Regions from separate parts of the Homo sapiens genome. Here regions 1, 2, 3 and 5 are each linked to region 4. Evidence: chromatin contacts called from ENCODE Hi-C or POLR2A ChIA-PET data. All regions are on one chromosome and are shown on one strand. The core of a region is the stretch at or near the end of the contact, and the rest is flanking DNA. Distances in the headings are between cores, read along the strand shown. Region 1 overlaps ATXN7L1 (ataxin 7 like 1). Region 2 has its middle 40 kb from the start of SYPL1. Region 3 holds the start of BCAP29 (B cell receptor associated protein 29). Region 4 holds the start of CCDC71L (coiled-coil domain containing 71 like). Region 5 overlaps ATXN7L1 (ataxin 7 like 1).

The links. A loop is a pair of places that touch in the nucleus more often than their neighbours do. ChIA-PET counts read pairs that join two places held with the same protein, here RNA polymerase II (POLR2A). Pooled maps may share reads with other maps.
Region 1: a loop to region 4 is called in a pooled map, with 3 times the contacts of the local background. The contact joins the enhancer-like site here to the promoter of CCDC71L in region 4. A Hi-C loop is called at or near these places in 5 of 50 pooled maps.
Region 2: a loop to region 4 is called in a map of B cell, with 3 times the contacts of the local background. The contact joins the enhancer-like site here to the promoter of CCDC71L in region 4. A Hi-C loop is called at or near these places in 1 of 168 maps with a recorded cell type or tissue (B cell), 5 of 37 single-sample maps with no recorded cell type and 12 of 50 pooled maps. POLR2A ChIA-PET finds 5 or more read pairs at or near these places in 1 of 52 experiments (activated T-cell).
Region 3: a loop to region 4 is called in a map of ascending aorta, with 8 times the contacts of the local background. The contact joins the promoter of BCAP29 here to the promoter of CCDC71L in region 4. A Hi-C loop is called at or near these places in 1 of 168 maps with a recorded cell type or tissue (ascending aorta) and 7 of 50 pooled maps. POLR2A ChIA-PET finds 5 or more read pairs at or near these places in 1 of 52 experiments (AG04449).
Region 5: a loop to region 4 is called in a pooled map, with 4 times the contacts of the local background. The contact joins the enhancer-like site here to the promoter of CCDC71L in region 4. A Hi-C loop is called at or near these places in 5 of 50 pooled maps.

What each region holds. Positions count from the first base shown.
Region 1 is chr7:105,671,879-105,676,212 of GRCh38, forward strand. All of the region lies in intron 3 of ATXN7L1 (ataxin 7 like 1), which reads right to left. Among named protein-coding and RNA genes, the nearest start is that of EFCAB10, 93 kb to the left of the region's middle. RefSeq lists an enhancer at 4,031-4,334. Within about 2 kb of position 2,698, at least 14 of the 41 ENCODE cell types and tissues checked have a DNase peak (open chromatin) inside an H3K27ac peak, as active enhancers do.
Region 2 is chr7:106,070,373-106,074,452 of GRCh38, forward strand. No RefSeq gene overlaps it. Among named protein-coding and RNA genes, the nearest start is that of SYPL1, 40 kb to the right of the region's middle. RefSeq lists an enhancer at 1,711-2,005. Within about 2 kb of position 1,304, at least 28 of the 41 ENCODE cell types and tissues checked have a DNase peak (open chromatin) inside an H3K27ac peak, as active enhancers do; they include B cell, where a contact is called at or near this core.
Region 3 is chr7:107,578,548-107,582,770 of GRCh38, forward strand. BCAP29 (B cell receptor associated protein 29) reads left to right here and starts at 1,699. Exons shown (of 8, transcript NM_018844.4): 1 at 1,699-1,754; 2 at 2,212-2,317. The coding sequence starts at 2,226. DUS4L-BCAP29 (DUS4L-BCAP29 readthrough) reads left to right here. Exons shown (of 13, transcript NR_163941.2): 7 at 2,212-2,317. RefSeq lists a silencer at 1,557-2,046 and an enhancer at 2,137-2,206.
Region 4 is chr7:106,659,275-106,663,566 of GRCh38, forward strand. It overlaps CCDC71L (coiled-coil domain containing 71 like), which reads right to left and starts at 1,884. Exons shown (of 1, transcript NM_175884.6): 1 at 1-1,884. The coding sequence starts at 1,622. The coding sequence ends at 915. RefSeq lists an enhancer at 658-707 and a silencer at 1,058-1,327.
Region 5 is chr7:105,689,527-105,693,918 of GRCh38, forward strand. All of the region lies in intron 3 of ATXN7L1 (ataxin 7 like 1), which reads right to left. Among named protein-coding and RNA genes, the nearest start is that of EFCAB10, 110 kb to the left of the region's middle. RefSeq lists enhancers at 1-399, 400-1,075, 1,076-1,751, 1,752-2,427. Within about 2 kb of position 1,690, at least 33 of the 41 ENCODE cell types and tissues checked have a DNase peak (open chromatin) inside an H3K27ac peak, as active enhancers do.

The sequences.
Region 1 (4,334 bases), core at 1,448-3,947, 990 kb before region 4:
GACCCTGTCTCAAAAAAAAAAAAAAAAAAAAAAAAAAGAATTTTTTTTTCTTATGTGCCAGGCACTCTTCTAAACACTTTGATTTACCTTATAGCATTTCATTCTTACAATACCTTAAGAGAGGCACGGCCGGGCGTGGTGGCTCACGCTTGTAATTCCAGCACTTTGGGAGGCCCAGGTGGGTGGAACACGAGGTCAGGAGTTCGAGACTAGCCTGACCAACATGGTAAAACCCGGTCTCTACTAAAAATACAGAAATTAGCTGGGTGTGATGGCAGGCGCTTGTAATCCCAGGTACTCGGGAGGCTGAGGCAGGAGAATCACTTGAACCCTGGAAGCGGAGGCTGCAGTGAGCCGAGATCATGCCACTGCACTCCAGTCTCGGCGACAGAGTGAGACTCCGTCCCCTGCCCCCCCCAAAAAAGAGAGGCACTACTAGTTTCTCTTTTCTACAGGTAAGTTTGATTAACAAAGCTGTAATCAATGGATATTTTGGACTATTCCTTGTCAACTAACATTATTCTGCATATACATATCAAATTCCCACATACTTGCCATTTTAAACTGTTAGGTAATATTCAATCATTAATGTGCTGTAGATTATTTAGCTATTCTCGTACTGTCGACCTACTATTTGTCTTTTAAAAAACTGATTTAAAAAGTGATTTAGAATTATTTCCTTGAGGTATAATTCCTGAGGCTCAGAGATACAATGAGTTGCTTAAGGTCACAGAGCTAGAAAACATCAGATCTGGGGATGTTTTCAGAGCCCCTGTCTTAACTCTGGGCTCTACCACCTTGGAATCCTGGAAGATTCTGCTACAGATAGGAGGAATCTGAAAGAGCCAGCGGGACCTCTCCTTTCCCACTGTCTGTGGGCATTTCAGCAGGGCACCTGACTCCCCTAGGGAGAGGAAGAAACACTTTTTAGGTGTTAGGCAGCTGGCAGGTACCAGTCAGCAGCTCATACCATTGCCTAAGACCTCAATCACAAAGAGTTGGGGGGCCCCAGTACCAAAGAAATGAAAAGCCAAATCCTTTTACTTTTGTGCATTTCCACCACAGGAAGTCCAGGCCAAGGCCTCAGCAGCTGACTGTTTCAAGACCACCTGCTTCCCCACAGCCTCCTTAAACATCCAGGTGCAACTCCAGGGGCAGTCCTGGAGATCAGCCAAGCAGGGAGCTTGCAGACACCAGCTGTCAGCATCCCAAAAATCTGATAGGCGCGGGGAACCCTGGTGTCTCCAGTTTGCTCCCCTCACTCTCTGAAGATAAAATCCATCAGGTTCTCAGGCAATCCCATTTCAGTAAAAATTCAGTGTTCCCTTCCCCATACGCTTATTCATGGAGATATTTTCATACTTGCAGCATCAGTGTCCTGTATTTAAAACCTTAGCACAGATGCCTCATGAATGGCTGAGCCGGCTGCAAATACTCAAGGTGGCTCCCTGCACCATTTTTAGAAAGAACTTGTTGAGAATTTTCCAATATGGCTTTTAAGGGACTAACCCCCTCCCAATAGACTTTGAGCACCACAGTCGCTTGTGGCCTGCCATGGTTGTGTAAGCACACTTGGGCTTAGGCCAGCACCTGGCTTACTCACTTGACAGCATGGAGTCTCCTTCAGCCCCCACTTTTGAGGGCAGGTGCTTGGCAAGTCATTAGCCGGTTTCTATCTTATCAGTGGGTTCAATCTGCTTTTGTAGCTGCAGTCAGGATGCTGCCTATAAACACCCTGATTTCCAAGGGGCCTTCTTCCAAAAGTAAACTGGAGTTGGAGAGAGAGGCAGGGCTGGCACCTTGGCACTGGGAGCCGTGCCAGGAGCCAGGCCAGCTGTACTTACAGCCGCTTGGTGAGGTAACGATTCCCCCCAGCTGTGGAAATGGAGACAGACTGCATTTGAGAAACTTGCCCAAAGTCATAAGACTATTAAGTGGAGGAGCTTGGGCTAGAACCTGGGCCTGTTGTCTCATTTGTCACCATCGTAGTTAGATACTAAACTTACTGCCATGGTGTAAGGGGGGATATTGAATCAGCCTTGCTCAGCAGAGGAGGAAATGAAGACACAGGAAAGTCAGGTGATAGGACAGGCTGCGAATGCAGGCAGAGCTGTGCCAAGCAGTTTCCATGCCAGGAGTGCTTGTGAGCTTTTCTGGAGTGCCCATTCCCTTCTCAGACTGCAGTACCTCTTTAAAAGATGGCAGGGCTGAGGAGCCGAGGAGGCGTTCCTTAAGCAAAGGTTATGCTAGGTCTTCTTTACCCCTCTTCACCTCCTACCCACTGCTGGGCAACATGACCTATCTTGGGCACTAAGTTCTTTTGACAAATATGAGTGTGGGCCTGTGGTCTACACTGTTCACACCAACACCAGCTCAGTTCCCAAATCCCTAGGCTCTGGGATGGTTTCTTCGTCATCTGGTCACCCCATGCACATTCATTCAGTTAGGAGGGAAAGCAGGCTTTCTTGAGTACCTACTATATATCAGGCACTGTGTAAGCTGCTTTTCACTCACCAGCTCATCTACCCAATAACCCTACCATGTGGTATGATACCGTTAGTTGCCTTGTTATAGATGGGGAAATTACTATTATTTTTTTTTCTTCTTAGATATCAGATGGGGGAAATTAAAGCTTAGCAAGATTGTGAAACAAGACCAAGGTCACGCAGACCTCAGCAGCTGGCAGGAAAGCCCAGGCTTGCCTGGCCCCAGAGCCAATGCCCTTTCTACCATGCCACCCTGCCTGGGATGTTCCTTTCCCTCCACGCTTTAGAAATGCAACTGGGATGATTCTTACAAGGGCATTTCCCATTCCAGAGCTGCTGTGAAGTCATGTAACTTAGGATCCTTTTTAACTTTTCCCCTGTGGTGGCATTCCCCCTTCCTCCTCCTCTTCTATTTGTCATTTATACTAAGGTGCAAATTTCTGGCATCACCACTATTGGGCAGGATCTGGGGAGTCCCAGGGGCTTTCCAGGGCCCTGAAATACTTCCATCAGCCCCCAGGGATGCCCTCACAAGACACCTAGACTAGCTAAAAGGAAAAACTACAGAAATAGAATCTGTGGGGAGACAAGCACATGTACACCTTGCCAGCGGTACTTTCAAGGGATTACATTTTTCTGGAGAGCAACCTGGTGATAATAACAGGAACTAAAAAGCATCCATAGCCTTTCATCTGGTAATCTGGTAATGTAAGTTTGGAAAATAGGCCTCCAGGAAATATCCCAAAGGGAAAAAAAAAGTTCAAAGATATTCTCAGCACTGTTTACTACAGTTAAAAAAAAAAATACTACAAGCAACCTGAATAATCCATAATAAAGCAATTGGTAGGAGACAGGTAAGAGAGTTATCTCAACCTAAGAAAATGTATGCAAAATAGTACACTCACATTCACAAGGAAATTCAAAATGGCACAAATAGTATGTAGAGACTAATCACTACTTAAAGAAAAATATTTGAGGCTGGGTGCGGTGGTTCACTCCTGTAATCCCAGCACTTTGGGAGGCCGAGGTGGGTGGATCACTTGAGGTCAGGAGTTTGAGACCAGCCTGGCCAACATGGTGAAAGCCCGTCTCTACTAAAAACACAGAAAAATTAGCCAGGCGTGGTGGTGCATGCCTGTAATCCCCGCTACTCGGGAGGTTGAGGTGGGAGGATTGCTTGAACCTGGGAGGCAGAGGTTGCAGTGACCTGAGATCACGCCACTGCACTCTAGCCTGGTGACAGAATGAGACCCCATCTCAAAAAAAAGAAAAAAAAAAGCACTTGATAAATACATGATGATGAGGAAAAAAGAGAATGATATAAGATGCATTGCTTAATAGGCTCTGTCTTTTTTAAAACTGTTTAAGTTCATCCAAGAAGATAAAAACAGACAACAACAAAACACTAACATATCCTTAAGCAGAAAAGGTGGAAGAGAGAAAGTAGGTGCCAATACAAATGCAGGAAGGAGACAAAAATATGGGTTAAAATGAAAGCTATTTCATTCATTCATTCACTCTTTTTTTTTTTTTTTTCTTAGCATTTCCTTGGCACCTACCATGTGCCAGACACTGGGCTATGAGCCCTGGGTTATTACAGTGATGATACAATAGGTTGCTGTCACTGCTAGACCTTTGTCATCAGAGGGCTTCCTGTGCTCAGGGGACAGCACTCTCCAGATCCTGGCTCGCTGCCACAGTTGTCACTCTGAGTGGAGGAGAACGGACGCGGCCCTCAGAAGGCAAGCTGCTGCCCGAAGGACCTGAGTCTGCCGGACTCCACCTGGAGCCAGAACCACGATCCTCTTCATAACATGAGGCCTTTTATGGCTCTATCTGCTCCCCACT
Region 2 (4,080 bases), core at 54-2,553, 590 kb before region 4:
GCCCCAGCATACACCACCGCGCTGCCCTGAGGCTGGGCTCTACCTTTTGAGAGCTACTGAGCTCTGCAGAGATGTGGGTGAAGGGAGCCACAGACATATCAGTCTGGCAGGGGCTTAGAGTCACTGCTCTAACTGCCTATCTGGCAGGTGAAGAAACAGAGGCCAGGGCAGGCAAGCCCTGACCAGGGCAGTGTACCTGCTTGGTAGACGAGTTCTCTCCTTCCCCCAGTGCAGTGCCTACTGTCTCTCTTTAGCTGTGCCTAGCTGGGTTGGGGTCTTTTCTCTGGGCTTCCCTAACCACTCCTGCTGACCCCTATCTGAGCTCCAACTTCTCCCTGGAAACCACGCATTAACCTATTACCTCCTCGCTACACTGTGAGTTCCTGAGAGGGGCTTGCGTCTTTCTCATCTGGCAGTTGGCCAGAGCCCCATAAGTACACTCAAGTTGAATGAGCGATTAAATGGGTGACTGCAACAAGCCTGGGCAGGAATGGGTAGTGCTCTTTTTGGTCATGGCTTCTTAAACACAAACAAGGTGGGCTTCATTGGGCCTTATTTCAGAAAAAAATATTCGTCTTATTATAAAAAGTAATGTTTGGCCAGGCACAGTGGCTCAAACCTATAGTTTCAGCACTTTGGGCGGCCAAGGTGGGAAGATTGCTTGGGCCCAGGAGTTTGAGACCAGCCTGGGCAACATAGTGAGACCCTGTCTCTTAAAAAAAAAAAAAAGTTAGCTATGGTGTTGCATGCTTGTGGTCCCAGCTACTTGGGAGGCTAAAGCAGGAGGATCACTGGAGCCCAGGAGTTGGAGGCTGTAGTGAACCATGACTGTGCCACTGCACTCCAGCCTGGGCGACAGAGAAGACCCTGTCTCAAAAAACAAGTAAGTAAAGCAAAATAAAAAGTAATGTTTGACTTGAACTTACAAGTTAAAGAACTGATGAGTCGATTGTGCTGTTTTGATTCTGTGGCTCCTGTCATCCGTCTCACTCTACCTCCCAGCGACACAGTCCTGTCCTCCTAGATACATGTACCCTAGCTTGAGAAGTGGGACTGCGGGAAGCTGGGCCAACCAGGTGGCTTATTCACTGTCTGCTGGGGCAGGAGGCAGGGCAGGGGCAGGAGGGAGGCAACCCCAGCCTGTGCCCGGCTTCCCCGAGGCGTGTGCCTTGTGCGGCTGCTGAAGGAGTGACTCCTGAGGAAACCAGCTTTTCCAGGGAGGCAAGGGATGGGAGAAGAGGGTGGAGAAGGAAGTGGTCACACCACTTGCCTTCTGCCAATACTGTCCCTTTCTTACGCGTTAACCTTCCACTCTGAGCTATGACACTTTCAGTACTAGTGTGGTAAGTTCTACAGGAAACAGGAAACATGGTTTAACAGACATCCCTTTAAGCTTTAAGTGTAGCCCAGGCCCTGTTCTAGCTAGAATGAAGTTTTGCATAATGAATAGATACCAGATTCCCCTGAAGGGCTCTTGCCCCAGAGACTCTCAGTGGCCCACGTTCACAGGTACTTGCAGGCATGCATATATGCTTCTCACCTCTTAGGAAATGGCCTTTGCAGGCATGAAAAAACAAATACCTCAAGTTCCCTTCCTGAGCCTCTTAGGCAACATGAAAAAACTACATACCAATCCCGAGAATGGAAGCTGGTTTGGAGTTTCACCTCACAAAAAGCTGGCCCCACCATGCTCACCCAAATGGCAGATTTATGAAGGTTCTGTTTGACAAGAGCAAAGGATCCACTTTGAGCAGCTCTGGGCCTATGGAAGGCAAGGTGTTCATGTTTAAGCACAAAGGTAAACAGAGCATAGCAGCAGGTTACAGAGATCATTTATTTTCCCGCTGATGACAGACATGAGCTCTGGCCCAGGGCCCAAACTTCTTATCCTTGAAAAACACATTTTACAGATTGCCGGCAGAGACAGCCAACCCAGATTAAGCTGCCAGACCTAACTATTTTAGATCTTCCTCCTACTCCTCTGGAAAAAAAAAATATAAGATAACGATTTTTGTCCCTGAAAAACAATGAGAGGAACTAAAGGAAAGCCCGGGCTCTATTCTTAGGGGTCTGCTGCCCTCCAGAAAGCCCAGCGTACAACTTCAGGCAGGCCCATGACACGCCAAGTGTTTGCATTTTGGAAGAATCCTAATAGAATTCCTTCAAGTGGCAGATTCCTGAGGACATTTCAGGATTTATTTACAGATCGTTAACTTACTTGTCACAGAAACCGAAGGGCAGGGAAATTTTGAGCTGACATTTTGGAATGCCACCCTCAAAGGGTGATCAACCAGAAATAAAGATAAAGTGCCTTTGAAATGATAAATATGAAGTAATGGGGACAAGGATTTGTTTCATAGGCACCGTTTCAGAAAAACATCTCTAATGTAAAGTGAAGCCCAGAAGTATATTTTACCTGCTCTTCACTGACTATGTAATTAATGTTTCAGTGACTGACAATTCTCACTTATCACCATAAATTTTTTTCTAGAAATTGCCACATAAATTGGAGCATCATAAAACAGGTTTCTGCAAACTGGTTTGTATGTTTTTTATCATAATAATGAGGTTATAGCCGGGTGCATTGGCTCACGCCTGTAATCCCAGCACTTTGGGAAGCTGAGGTGGGTGGATCACCTGATGTTAGGAGTTTGAGACCAGCCTGGCTAACATGGTGAAACCCTGTCTCTACTGAAAATACAAAAATTAGCCAGGCGTGGTGGCTTGCGCCTGTAATCCCAGCTACTTAGGAGGCGGAGGCAGGAGAATTGCTTGAATCCAGGAGGCAGAGGTTGCAGTGAGCTAAGATCTTGCCATTGCACTCCAGCCTAGGCAACAAGACTGAAACTTCCTCTCAAAACAAACAAACAAACAAACAAACAAATAATGAAGTTATAAATTTGGACTTACATTCTGGGTTAGGGACTTGACATCAAGCACATCAGATATGATTTGATAATTTCTGTCAGGAATGCAATAATAAAATAGCTCTAAACTCCGTGGTCATTATAAATAGTAAACTCATGCTCCAAGCACTATAAAATGGGCATGGGCGCACTGTCTGCATCCCACTGGTTTCCTGTTACCCCACCTGCTGCCTCTTGCTTGACCATGGGCTGTTGATGGAAACTGAGGACTAAACTTATAAGGCCCACCAAGCTTATCTTGCCTTGCTTGCTTTTAGCCGCTTGCTTCTAGCTGATTTTAAAATCCATATAGCTAAATAATATATATCTGCCAGTAGCTTCCTTATAGTTAACAACTCTAAGGCATTGCTCACCATGGTAACAGTTGTTTTTCAGGAAGTGGGGGTCAGTCCTTGTCCACTTCAAACCAGCTGAGACCACCAGCCCTTCAACTGGACCTGTGTGAATGTCCAGTTGATATGGACAGGAGACAGGGAAATACTGGGTAGAAGAGGGTGGTTCCCTGGCAAAGGCCCCACCCTAAAGCCTGGAAACCTGCAGCCTGGAATGAGAACAAGCATTCCTGTTTTCATGCCCAAATGTTGCCTTTTGGTCTGGAACGCCCCCTATCCTGTAGTCATATAAACCCTAAGCCCCAGGCTCTACAAGCAGATGAGCAGACAAACAGAAGAGCAGAAGAGCTGCAGAACGGCGTGGCAGAGAAGGAGAGTAAAGAAGGAGCATCTGAACATCAAGAGGAGTTTGGCTGGGGCAGTCAGGGAGGAGAGATAGGCCATTGGACAGCCAAACTCCAGGGAAAGGTCATTTTCCCACTCCATCCGCTTTCCGGCTCCCTGCTGACAGCCACCTCCACCACTCAATAAAACCCCCACATTCACCATCCTTCAAGTCTGTGTGTGATCTGATTCTCCCTGGACACTGGACAAGAATCCAGGTACCAAGACGGCACTGAGCTGTTTAACATTTAAGCCATCTGCGGATGGCAGAGCTAAAAGAGGACTGTAGCTCATCCACTGGGGCTTCAGGAGTTGCAGGCTCCTACCCCTAGACACCACTGGTGGGCCGGTGCCCAAAAGCGCTCACCCTGATTCCTGCACCTGCCTGCGTGCTCCCTCTCCCGTAAAGGGTTTGAGCACACACAGTGGCTGAACAG
Region 3 (4,223 bases), core at 449-2,948, 920 kb after region 4:
CAGTACATTCTGTTTTCACTTTTCAGTTAATGCATTTTTTTTTTTAAAGATAACTCGCTGTTTCATTTTCTATGAATACTGTACAAAATAGGGAGGTATGGTCAGAACTCTGAATTGAATTACCCTAGTGTTGTGAGCACAGCATCATCACTAGAGTAATGTGCTCGGTGTTTGGAAGGAACCAGCGTGGATGGGCAAGAAGTTCTAACACTTTTGATTAAAAGTAACTTCCTGGCCGGGCGCGGTGGCTCACGCCTGTGATCCCAGCACTTTGGGAGGCCAAGACGGGCAGATCACGAGGTCAGGAGATCAAGACCATCCTGGATAACACGGTGAAACCCCGTCTCTACTAAAAATACAAAAATTAGCTGGGCGTGGTGGCGGGCGCCTATAGTCCCAGCTACTCAGGAGGCTGAGGCAGGAGAATGGTGTGAACCTGGGAGGTGGAGCTTGCAGTGAGCTGAGATTGCGCCACTGCACTCCTGCCTGGGCAACAGAGCAAGACTCTGTCTCAAAAAAAAAAAAAAAAAAGTAACTTCCTGGCTAGGCGCGGTGGCTCACACCTGTAATCCCAACAGTTTGGGAGGCCAAGGCAGGCAGATCACTTGAGTCCAGGAGTTCGAGACCAGCCTGGCCAACATGGTGAAACCCTGTCTCTGCTAAAAATACAACAATTAGCTAGGCATGGTGGCAGGCGCCTGTAATCCCAGCCACTCTGGAGACTGGGGCCAGAGAATCACTTGAACCTGGGAGGCAGAGGCTACAGTGAGCCGAGATCGCACCACCACAATCCAGCCTGGGCGACATTGGGAGACTCCATCTCAAAAAAAAAAAAAAAATCTTCCTTATGGTTAATTTATGTTCAAAGTCTATTTTTCTATTTTTTCTGTTACATGTGATCCAGAATATTAGTGATAAATTAAGAAAAAGCACCAACTTAAATGTGTTTTTGAATGTTTTATATTCTATAATTATCAATTTTCAACATTTATTTACTATTCCCCAAATAATTGTTACCAGGATAGTACTTTTATTAAATTCCTGATACGTTGTCAATATTGAAAAAACTCAACAACTTAAATGTACACGCACAGTTTGAAAAGCTGGAAAATAGTGAAAGAATATCCCCATACCCACCTTTCGTACCAGTCCCCAAACATCACGGTAAAGTTTACTGTCTCTTCCCAGCCCATGGACGGGAACGGGAACGCCTACGGAATATGTTGTGACATACAGTTGATCCTAGGTTCTCCAGAACAAAATGCTGCACGACCACCTCATCCTGGCCCTTTATTAAATATAGCTTAATTCTGGACACAAACAGTTCCCACCATGAAGAGAGAGTAGGTGACCGGAAAGGAGTGCGTCTTAAGCGCGTTCGCTGAATTTGCACCACCCAATCCAGCCCCGCCGCCCGGCGCCGCTCCTTAGACCTGGACCCCGGCACCCTCCCGCCGGGGCCGCACTTAGCAGTGGAAAGTCTGTCCTCCTGAAGAAGTTGCGCTCCGACCTCCAAGCATCAGGTCAAAAGTCTAACTCATTCTCTGACCTGCCGCCAATTAGAAAACAACTGTTGCCAATAAACGTGGTCGCGCCGCCTGTGACCTCAGCCGGGACGGACCCGCGGGCGGGAGCCTGCGGGGCGTGAGGCGGGGTGGGGCCCTGGCTCCCCTCCCCCGCCCAGCCGCGGCGTCTGACGTCCCGCGCGTCGGCGGCCGCGGAGCAGCGCAGGGAGCCAGGCGGGCTGCCGGCGGGTAAGGGCTTCTGCGACCCGGGGACCCGTGGGGCGTAGGCCGCGGAGGGAGAGCGCCGCTGCCTGGTCTGGAGAACCCCGCGGAGCTGGCCTGGCCCGACCCGGCCCGGCCCGGTCCGCGGCGCGGTGGTCGAGGGCCCGCGGCGCCTTCTGGGAGCGGGAGGGCCGGGAAGCCGGGCGTTGGTGGAGGGAGGCGTTGGGCTTCTGTCGCCGCGAAGCTGGCGGAAAAGGCAGTGGCCAGCGAGCCGCCTCGCCAGTTCCCACGACTCCCAGGGAGGTGGCGACACCCGCTTCCCGGGCCACCCTTTTCCCCTTCCTGACCGGGGTCCGTGCTTGCCTTCCCAGGTGGGGGAAGGTGGAACACTGTCCATCCCCTGGACAAAAACGCTGCGCCTCGGGGCCTTGAACCCGGTTTTGTTTGAAAGGAAGCAAGAGAAAATAAGTGTTTTTCCATTTAGGTGTGAAGAAAAAAATGACACTCCAATGGGCTGCAGTGGCAACCTTTCTTTATGCCGAAATAGGACTCATTTTAATCTTCTGCCTACCTTTTATTCCTCCTCAGAGGTAGGAAACCTTCAAATCGTTAACTAATAAATATTGGATCGCTCTTAATGTAAAATGGAAAAAGTTTTCTGAACATTAAAAAGTTTCGAAAGTCTTTGAAAATAAACTCACCTAACGAATTAGGTAGTATATAATGACAATATTAAAATAACATTTTATATAAAACTCTGTTACGTGTACAAGTGAAATAACTTTTTCTTCCCTTCTAAAAGAAAAGGCGCCTATACTTTTGATTCTGTTGATTACAGATATAATAAAGCAACGATTATACTTTTAACACCTGCCCTGCCTTGTCTCAGGTTTTACCTTTGTTTTATTGCCCTGAATTGGAGCCATGAACTAAATAAATATAAGTGGATAAATCATGTTTACAGTACAGCATGGGTGTAAAAGTGTTTCACTGAGGCACTGGAACAGCAATTTAGAAACCAAAGCCAATAAATTATTCTTAGTTTTCGCCTTTGTAACCGTTAGTTTCATTAATGACAATTTTACTACTTTTGATTTCACATAAAATTAATGAATGTATATTAAAAGTGCTGAATGTGAAAAGTATCACAACCATGTATTAGCATTAGTTCGTTAGTGACGGAACTTCTAAGGTCTTGAAGAACCAAGTACAGTGTTTCAAGCCAAGCAGTGGTTCATTTTACCCTTGCAGTAATCTACTTTTTAGTCGTTTAATTTTAGATCCAGAAATTTGATAGTATGAATGGGGAAATACACATGTAATAAAAATATTGCAAGATATTTGTTCATACTCCTGGCATAAAAGAAAGTATTTCATAAGTGAGATCCTAGAGATAACCCACTAAAGTGTATTAAAATCCCAGGACTGGGAGAAACTTCTTAAAGTTTCACCTTAGCTCAGGGTCCAGATAGTCTTTCACAACTCCTAACTTGCTCCTTACCTGCCTGGATTTCTGCTCTCTTCTGTCCTTCTCTATCAGCTAAGCTAAGCTCAGTAAGTTGTTTCTTACTAAAGAAAAAAAATTGAATCATACTGTAGGGTCTTTGATCTTATTTGATCCATTCCACCCATGTTCTATATATCACGTACTGAGACCCAGGAGGGCAAGTAGCCTACGGTTACCTAGCTGGTAAGTGACAGATTCTAGAAAAAAATCTGGCTCTTAGTCCAGTGTTCTTTCTACTCCATCATGCTGCCTCTCATCCTGTAGGTTTTGTTTCAAACTCAGTAACACCCTGTTTTGCTTTTTGGTAATATTTGCAATGATAGAATCCTATATACTCAAGAGAAAGAAAGATTTTGTATATAAACATCTAATTTATAGATAAGGCTTAAGGGTTTGCAAAGAAGGAAAAATTGTCAGTTGATCTTTACTCCATCAGAGTGATCTGTAACTTATGGATCAATATTTTTCTTCCTGCCAAATAAAAATTTTACCCATCCTGATCAAGTAGCTATTAGATAGATGTGTGTATATTTGCATATGATATATAAATGTGTTCTCATGTACAGATATAAAGAAAATACGGTATGTATGCACGCAGATCATTTACAATATGTCCTATGTGTGTATCCACATCTTTTTATCTTTTATATTTGTATCACCATAATCTTTAAAGAAAATATTTCATCATTTAGTCTCTATTATTTTCTTACATAACCCAGTGGTTAAAGGCACATGCTCAGAAATCAGGTCACCTATAACTGCATGTTACTAACCTTGGGCATGCTCTTGATCCTCTCTGATCTGTTTCCCCATCTGTAAAATGGAGGTAGTACTAGTGTCTACCCCTTACGGTAGTTGTTGTAATTAAATGAGATAAAACATGTAAAAGTACTTAGAACCATAATATAGTGAGAACACAATAGGTATTAGCTATGATAAGGTGCTCAACTGCTAGTTGTTCCCTATGAGAGATCTCTTACATTCCCTTT
Region 4 (4,292 bases), core at 634-3,133:
AAATCATCTCCAGTCGGATTCCAGTGACTCCTGTAACCAAAACCAGTTCTTCACAATTTATTCATTTTTTTTAATCACACACCATATGGTTTCAATGCATTTTTTTATTCAATTCAAAAGAATTTAACAAGTTAACTTTTCCTAAACAAAAGTTTTCATGTGTATTCTACCATTTTTAGGAGCTCAGTAAATATAAACATTGTTTCAATACAAAACCTTTAAAAATACCTTGAAAATGTTTAAACAGTTGTATTTTGCATGTCTTTGTTTGTAATCACTGAGCCCATACAAATCCTTGCACTACTAACAGTCACAAGCTTGAACCTCTTAAAAAATATCCTCGATCAAAGCTTTGGAATCCAGTAAAAATTAGGAAACGAGTGGGCTTCAGAATACCCTGAGCACAAACTAGTGCAACACCACATGTTCGAACTTCTGTCCACAAAGAGGGGTGACAGTGAAATAGAAAAAGGGGGAGATAAAGAACAAGTAAATTCTGGCTTTATTACACAAGCACGAAACCAAATTCCTTTGGAAAAATAATGTCTTCGGAGGACTTCCAGACCAGTGAGGTAGAGTCCAACAGTGAGAAAACGGATCTGCCCCTAAGGTCCTGGAGACGTCTCAATCGGTGGTCAGGAAGAAAGGGACCTCCCCTGCGGGTCCAGCTGTCCCCTCCCTCCGCAGGCCGGGTACGGGAGGCAGCAGAGGGCACACCTGCCCCAGCGTCCAAGACGACCGCGCCGCGGCCCGGGACAGGGACAACCATCCGGCAACTTCTTCGCGCGTAAAGTGCATTGGGGGCCGGGGTCCTGGCCGGATCTGTAAACACTCGACTGACACTTGTTCATTCCTCCGGGCGGAAGGCCTGTCCCAAGGTCGGGGCCGGCAGGAGGCGCCCTGGAGGCCGCACCTCATGCCCGGGGCACCGGGAAGCGGCGGAGCCTCACCATGGGTTCCAGGTTCACTCGCAGGACCTGGCGCGCCCTGCGCCGCGCTGCCGCCAGGCTGCGCTCGCCCCACACGTCGCTGCCGACGCGGATGGTGGGGAAGGTGGTCAGCGTCGGGGTGGCCGCCCTCCAGATCTCCTCCAAGGTGCGGCCCCCGAAGCAGGGCCCGGGGGCCACGGGCTTGGCCGGGCAGCTCTCCTCGGGGGGCGGCGGCGGTGGGGGTGGCGGCCGGGGCTTCCTCCTGCGGGCAGCGGCCGCCCGGGCTCCGCGGCGCCTCCTCCTGGCCGCTGCGCGCGGAACCGGCCGGCGCGCCTGGCCGCGGGCTGTAGGGGGCCCCGGGGGGTCGGGTACCAGGGCCCGGCAGGAGGAGTAGCCGTAGACGTCCTTGCTGCGCAGGATGTGCGGGGAGAACTGGTGCTTGAGGCTGCAGAGGAAGCTCCAGAGCTCCGCGTCCGAGCTCATGAACTCCGTGCTGCGGGGCATGAAGAGCTTGAAGGCGTCGCCCAGCGCCTTGGTGCTGTCAGCCAGCGACAGTTGCGACCGCGAGTACACCACCTTCTCCTCCCGCGCCTCCAACCCAGCCCCGTCTTCTGCCCTAAAGTCGCCGCCCCGGGCGGCCGTGGCCGGGGCGACCGGGCGCCGGCGCCGCCGCCTCTTCATACTGCGCCGCATCGAAGGCCGCTCCGGGCCACTCACGCTCGCCGGGTCCCACTACTGCCGCCGCCGTCCCAGTCCGCGTTGGCTCCGCGGCGGCGGCTGCTGCTGGCGTCTCTCGCTACTTTTCTCGCCTCCGCCGCCGCCCCTCCCCCTCCGAGGGCGGAGGACGCGGGCGAATATCCTGCTGCCCGGTACAAGATGGCGGCCGGCGCCCACCCCTGGGCTTTGTCATTGGACGGCGCCTCGCCCCCCTGGTTTCTCTTTCTTCTCCTCTCTTGCCTCTTTTCGCCGGCTGCCTTTCTTTAAATGTGCCCGCCTCAGGCCCCTCCCACCGCAGCCCCGACTCCACCCATTGGGTGCTCTCAGAAGAGGGGCGGGGACTGATGGGGGAGAGGCCAGTTCCTGGAAGATGGTGCTGGGGTGGGTGATGGCCTTTGAACGTAAGTCAACGGTTGGGTGGATCTAGGAGGGCTGCCACGTCTAGAGTAAGAGGGTGGATGTTGGCTACACCATGGGAAGAGTGACTCTTAGAGTGAGGGGGTGTGCAGTTGTGGATTGAGCTGGGAGCTCTACCAGTGTGGATAACAAAGGGAGATTTCCCTGAAGGATGTTCCTGGTATCATCACAGCTAGGGAATTTGGGTTTAAGTCTAGGGGAAATGGGCCTTTCGCAATTCCCATCCACCCTCTCAAAGGCCTCTTCTGGCATCTTCATTCAAAACTCTTCCCTGTCTTGACCCCAGCCCATCTCAAGAAGCCAGTAGTAATCCAGAATCATTCAGGTAATGTGCGTGGCTGGCAGCTGAGAGATTTTAGTCTCCCTCTGGACACTGGAGCCATCTTCATATTTAAGAGAGACCCTGCTTATCCAGAAAGCAAAACATGTCATACCCTATAAAACTAAATACTCTTTGCTCAAGTTGATCAAAGATCTATTACAATAAAGCCATTCTGTGAAAAGAAAATATAGTTTTAAATACACAGTTCTTTATGGATGCCAATTCGTTTTTCATTTAGTTTTAAAATGTCAAAGCCACCCCTATCATTTAGAAAGGATGCATCATCGCAGACAACAGATAAGGTTTCGTTGAAAAACACAAATTGTTCAAAACACATTACCTTTTGTATTGGGAGGAGAGTAGTGGACATCCTTTAGTCATCTTTTCTGTCCTCTATACCTAACTCAGTTCCTGTCAGGTAGTGGACACTCAATGTGTTTGCCGAATGAATCAATGAAATACCACCGATTATCCCAAATAGAGTCAGAAATGTTGAAACTGCTTAGAACAGGACAATTAGATATTTTATATTGCAATTTTCACAGAACTCCTTTAAATTTCTTAAGGTTAAAAGAAAAAATCTCCTGACACTTAGAACTTTGAGGTGGGCATGTGGATTTTACCCAGGAAACATCTTATTTTGCAGTAGTGAACAAATAAAGTATAGGAGTTTTGTGATTTACATGTAGTTGCTAATGGTTTCCTCAAATATTTGACCTGAAAGAGACCTAGTTCATTCTCCTTATTTAACAGGTGAGGAAATCTGTACCATAGAGGTTCAGTAACACAGCTGGCTGATAGCAGAACTGGGATTCTAAATCCTTCGATTTCTAATCTAGTGATCTTTGTATTTCACTGAAGGTTTTTCAAACTGTGCTGTCCAGACTCTAAGGAATTCAATAGAACATGCTTTATGCATAAGTAGAATGACGAAGGACAGAGCTGTACCCCTATTCCTACTTCCACCCCACCCAGAATTGAGCAGTTTTTCTCTGTCTTATAATAGATTTATGAATAATATTTTGTTTGTTCAGTTTCAATAAAACCTAAAATAAATAATTTGAAAGCTCTACACCAGAGATGTCAAATTCTTGAAAGCTCTCACCACACAATGAGTTTATGGCAAAAATAAAACTCCACACAATGGGCTTATGGCAAAAATAAAACATCTAACCAGGAACCAGCTCTCTAGCAAAATCATGGTAACTTTCTGAATAGAAAATCATTTTCCTAGAAAAGCACACTCTGATCTCAGAACAAGATTACAGAGCCAAATACCAGCTTCCTAAATCCTTATAAAGGAATGATATAGCAACAACTCTTTACATCACAATTTGCTCTTTCCGTAATTCTGAGACACATAGTAAAGTGAAATTTGAATAATTTCCATTGGAATACCCAAAATCTAGAGTGAGCCATGAGAAAGTTAGGGGGGCTTCATAATGAAAAGCAAGGATAAAACAAGGATTAAAGTAGACCTGGCTTTTCATATTGGAATCCCCTCCCTTCCTTGATAATCATCATTTTATAAATTCTTCAGGGTCTTTACCACATAAATATATTCCAGACATTTACATAAATGTATAGAACTTATTTCAATTAAGAAGATAAACCTTTTTTAAACACAATTTTGGTTCTAAGAAAACATAAGATCTCAACTTGCCAAGTATTCAAGAGTTCATTTTATAATGCATGCTCATTTAATTTACTTAAAACCAAACAATATTTTTTATGAAATACTTTTAGGAACTAATATCATGATAAAGTGCTTATGTTATCGTATACATTTAAATTTGACATTATTTGCTCTATTCTGTTTCCTCTATTATTTTTAATTTTTTCTTGACCTCCACCTTTTAATTAACTCTAATAGTCTTGCAAATGGTTCCTTATCTGTTCTCCATAAA
Region 5 (4,392 bases), core at 440-2,939, 970 kb before region 4:
GACACAGCTGGGGGCAGCCCCCATAATCATTCCTAGCTGAGATGCATACAAACCAACACACACCTCAAGCTTGACACCTTACGAAGGTGGGCCGAAAGTCCTCCCGGTCCCAACCAGACATACGGAGGAGGCACGGGGAAGTGGAACAGAGGCCCCACACACAGGGGCAGATTTGAATCAAATTAGAACAAAGAGTCCCTTAGCATCGTGTCATAGCCAGTTAGCCCAGAGCAAATGGGGGCATGAGGAGGCGAAGGTCCGATGGATCATGTCCGAGCCCGAGTTTTAGCTTCTCAGCTCCCCTGTATGAGCCAGGCCCCAAAGCCAGGCTTTTCCTACTAGGACCAAAGGGCTGGACTTGGCCCCCACCAGCTCAGTGGGGCCAGTGTGAGAAAGCACAGGACAGACTCTAAACGTCAAAGGCCTAAAGCAAGGAAGCCTCATCATTATTCTCTGCAAGGTTAAAGGAGACAGGGCACTTCTTTTTTTATTTTTGAGACGGAGTTTCGCTCTTGTTGCCCAGGCTGGAGTGCAATGGCGCGCTCTCGGCTCACAGCAACCTCCGCCTCCTGGGTTCAAACAATTCTCCTGCCTCAGCCTCCCGAGTAGCTGGGATTACAGGCATGTGCCACCATGCCCAGCTAATTTTTGTATTTTTCGTAGAGACGGGGTTTCTCCATGTTGGTCAGGCTGGTCTCGAACTCCCGACCTCAGGTGATCCGCCCGCCTCAGCCTCCCAAAGTGCTGGGATTACAGGCATGAGCCACCGCGCCCAGCAAAAAAAAGCATTCATATGAATGAGAGAAACATGGAGGAGAAAAGAAAGCCTCTCTTGGCAGCACTCAGCAGTTAGAACTATGTCAAGCCTCATCCTAATGGTCACATTTACCACCTTGGAAATTTCCGTTTTCACTGTCCGTTCTCATTCATGTGATGCTGGGGGTGGGGTTGGACCCATCTGTGTGGGACTCAAGGTCTTGGATCTAAGCAGACCCGCTCCTCAGAAGGCCTTCCGTGAGGCCTAAATGATGTTTGTCGTCTTCTCCTTCTTTTGCGATTTGTTTAGTTTAAAATATTTAACCCGAGGCACAATGAAGTGTCTCATTTACAAGGTTCTCCCGGACCATTAGACTGGGACTCCACATTCATTATGCTGATGAACGCGCTACTTACTCATGCAAATTCCAAGAGCGGCAGACTCAGAGATGGGAGGTGCTCAAGGTACGATATCAAGGGCTGATTTAATTACACAGCCATTCAGTGGGACAAGCACGGCAATTTTTAGCCAACTGTTCTAGTAAATATTACGGGAAACCCTTTTATAGAGTGCTAATTCCGGCTTAGTGTTTTCGCTAAGCTTTAGTTCTTACTCAAACATGCACACGGGCCCCCAAAGATGCTACCACCAGGCCAGAAAATCACACAGATAAAGCATGAGCCCATATGCCATCTTGCAGTCAATCATCCTTTTAAAAATGTTATAAATGTCTGCATATCACTGTCATTTAGGTGGGGACAAACTAAGGTCCAGTAACTTCCCTGTGTCTGTTCTTCCTCCGTCCCCCTCCCCCGTGACTCTGAGTCCTGCAGACCAGCCCTTGGGCATGTTTTGGGTCACCAAATGCCACTGCTCCCAGGAGTTTGACAAAACAACCGCTGTAAACTCATTTCAGACGTTTGAAACAATACCCAATCACTGCATCCACCCTCGAGGAGCGCCCCAGAGGAAATGGCATCATTACTTTCATTTTACTCCGTTTGTGAACGACTAAAGGAAAACAACACGTCCTAGGACTCTCGGGAACGTTATTAAGTGACCCCTAAGAAATTAATCATCAAGAGCTAAAATAACCCTCTGCTGCACATACACCGCCGTTTCTCTAAGTGGAGAAACAAATTTCACTTTCCACAGTTGGAACAGAAACTCTTATGCATCCCCGTTTCTTCAAAAAAAAGTCTATAAATAACCTAGGATCAGCAAAATTATGCAAAACATCCTGCTAGAAGAAGAAATGTAAACTAAAACCACTTACAGAGAGACTCAGGCTGCCAACTTAATCTGATGCTACGACGACTGTAAACATGTTGTACTTTTGGAACCTGAAGCGATCCACATTAGCACGGATGTCAGTAAAAAAAAAAAAAAGAAAAAAAAAAAGAGAGAGAGAGAGAAAGAAAAAGGAGGGAAAAAAATCGCAACGACTAAACAACAACAAAAGCCCAGCCCCAAACAGAGCAACGTGATACGGTATTCTGCACGGTGCACAGCCCGACGGCTGACCAGCTGCAGTCAATACCAGCTATCCGCGCTTGCACACGCCAACTGTTTTGACTACACGCACTTGTTAAACACGGAGTTTCAGGTCCTACCAGTTGGACACCAGAAGTTCATAGAACTGACCCAGTGCCAAGAACAACAAGCACAGAAAGCGAACCGGCTGCCTCGTGCGGGTGTTTTTGTTAACTGTTTATGCAAGCCCCAAAGCAATTGGGTAACAATTACGAATAAAAAAGAACTTAAATTACAAAAGCAAAAGATTACCACCTTGAAGGAAATGTAGATATTGGCAGCTGAAGGACAGACGTCATGCTACTTTATTGGTGGGGTGGGTGGGTAGTTTTCAGAGAGAACTGGTTGGGGGAGGGGGAGGTGTCACATGACACACTGCGGTTATTAGCAGAAGGAACTGGGTGCTTCCTCGAAGCATCTTTTAGAGATTGACTTAGATTTTGCAAATGTGGAGGCTTTGCTGCACATGTGGGGGTGATGGCAGGAGCACTAGAATTTGTCAGTTGGTAAATCCCATAGGAGAAGAAAGGGACATGCTGGATGAATTTCTTTCTTTCCTTCCTTCCTTCCTTCCTTCCTTCCTTCCTTCCTTCCTTCCTTCCTTCCTTCCTCCCTCCCTCCCTCCCTCCCTTCCTTCCTTCTTTTTTTGAGATGGAGTCTGGCTCTGTCACCCAGGCTGGAGTGCAATGGCGCTATCTTGGCTCACTGCAACCTCTGCCTCCTGGGTTCAAGCAATTCTCCTGCCACAGCCTCCTAAGTAGCTGGGATTACAGGCATGCACCACTACGCCTGGCTAGTTTTTGTATTTTTGGTAGAGATGGAGTTTTGCCATGTTGGCCAGGCTGGTCTCGAACTCCTGACCTCAAGCGATCAACCCGTCTCAGCCTCCCAGAGTGCTGGGATTACAGGTATGAGCCACCGCACCCAGCTCTTTCTTTTTTAGAGACCTTTTGCTCTGCCACCCAGGCTGAAGTGCAGTGGTGCCATCAGAGCTCACTGCATCCTTGAATTCCTGGGCTCAAGCGATCCTCCCGATTCAGCCTCCTAAGGAGCCGCACCACTGCCCTTGGCTAATTTTTAAATCTTTTGTAGACACGGAGTCTTGCCACCAGGCTGGTCTCAAACTCCTGGCCTCAAGCGATCCTCCTGCTTTGGCCTTCCAAAGCACTGGGATTACAAGCATGAGCCGTCATGCCCAGCAGAAACACTTCTTAAATTGCTTATTTTAACAGGCTTTTCCATTTTTCCCAGAGTGCATCAAGCAGTATCTCACTGTAGGACCAAGAGAATTAACCAAATAAAATTTTAGTTACCTGAGGAGTTCAGAAAACAATTCCAAGAGAACCTGGGTGTGGACGTAAGAGTGAGAAATTTTTTTTGTTTTTGTTTTAAATAGAGACAAGGTTTCTCTCTTGCCCAGGCTGGAGTGCAGTGGTGCCATCATAGCTCACTGCAGCCTTGAACTCCTGGGCTCAAGGAATCCTTCTGCCTCAGCCTCCCAAGTAGCTGGGACTATAGGTGTCTGCCACCATGCCTGGCTAATTTTTAAAGTTTTTGTAGAGACAGAATCTCACTATGTTGCCCAAGCTAGTCCTGAACTCCTGGCCTCAGGCAGTCCTCCCGCTTGGGCCTCCAAAGTGCTGGGGTTACAGGCTTGAGCTACTGTGTCTGACCGAGTGAGAAATTTTAAATTGCTGGGTGGACTTAAATCTAATGCCCCATCCATCCATCCATCCATCCATCCATCCATCCATCCATCCATCCATCTAATTTGAAGAATAAAATGTCACCCCCTTCCCACTCCACAGGTTTTGGGGAAAGTAATGAGTAAGTAGAAACAGGCTGTTTGGAAAAGCCACTGTGACTGTGGGCCAGCTTCACCTTTGTTTTGGAGAGCAAAGGTTGCTCTTCTGGTTACGGGGCCACCAGCGCCATGGTGGTGAACAGGAACCCACATAGTGGCTTTCTCTTTCCCCTCAAAGTAACCCACATTTTATTACCAACTATATATAGAAATTGTTTCACTGGGATCTGAAATGGAGCCACCCTGGAGTGAAATGCAGCAGTTGCCTGATACATCACAGGAGAAGAGCAAAGGCAAC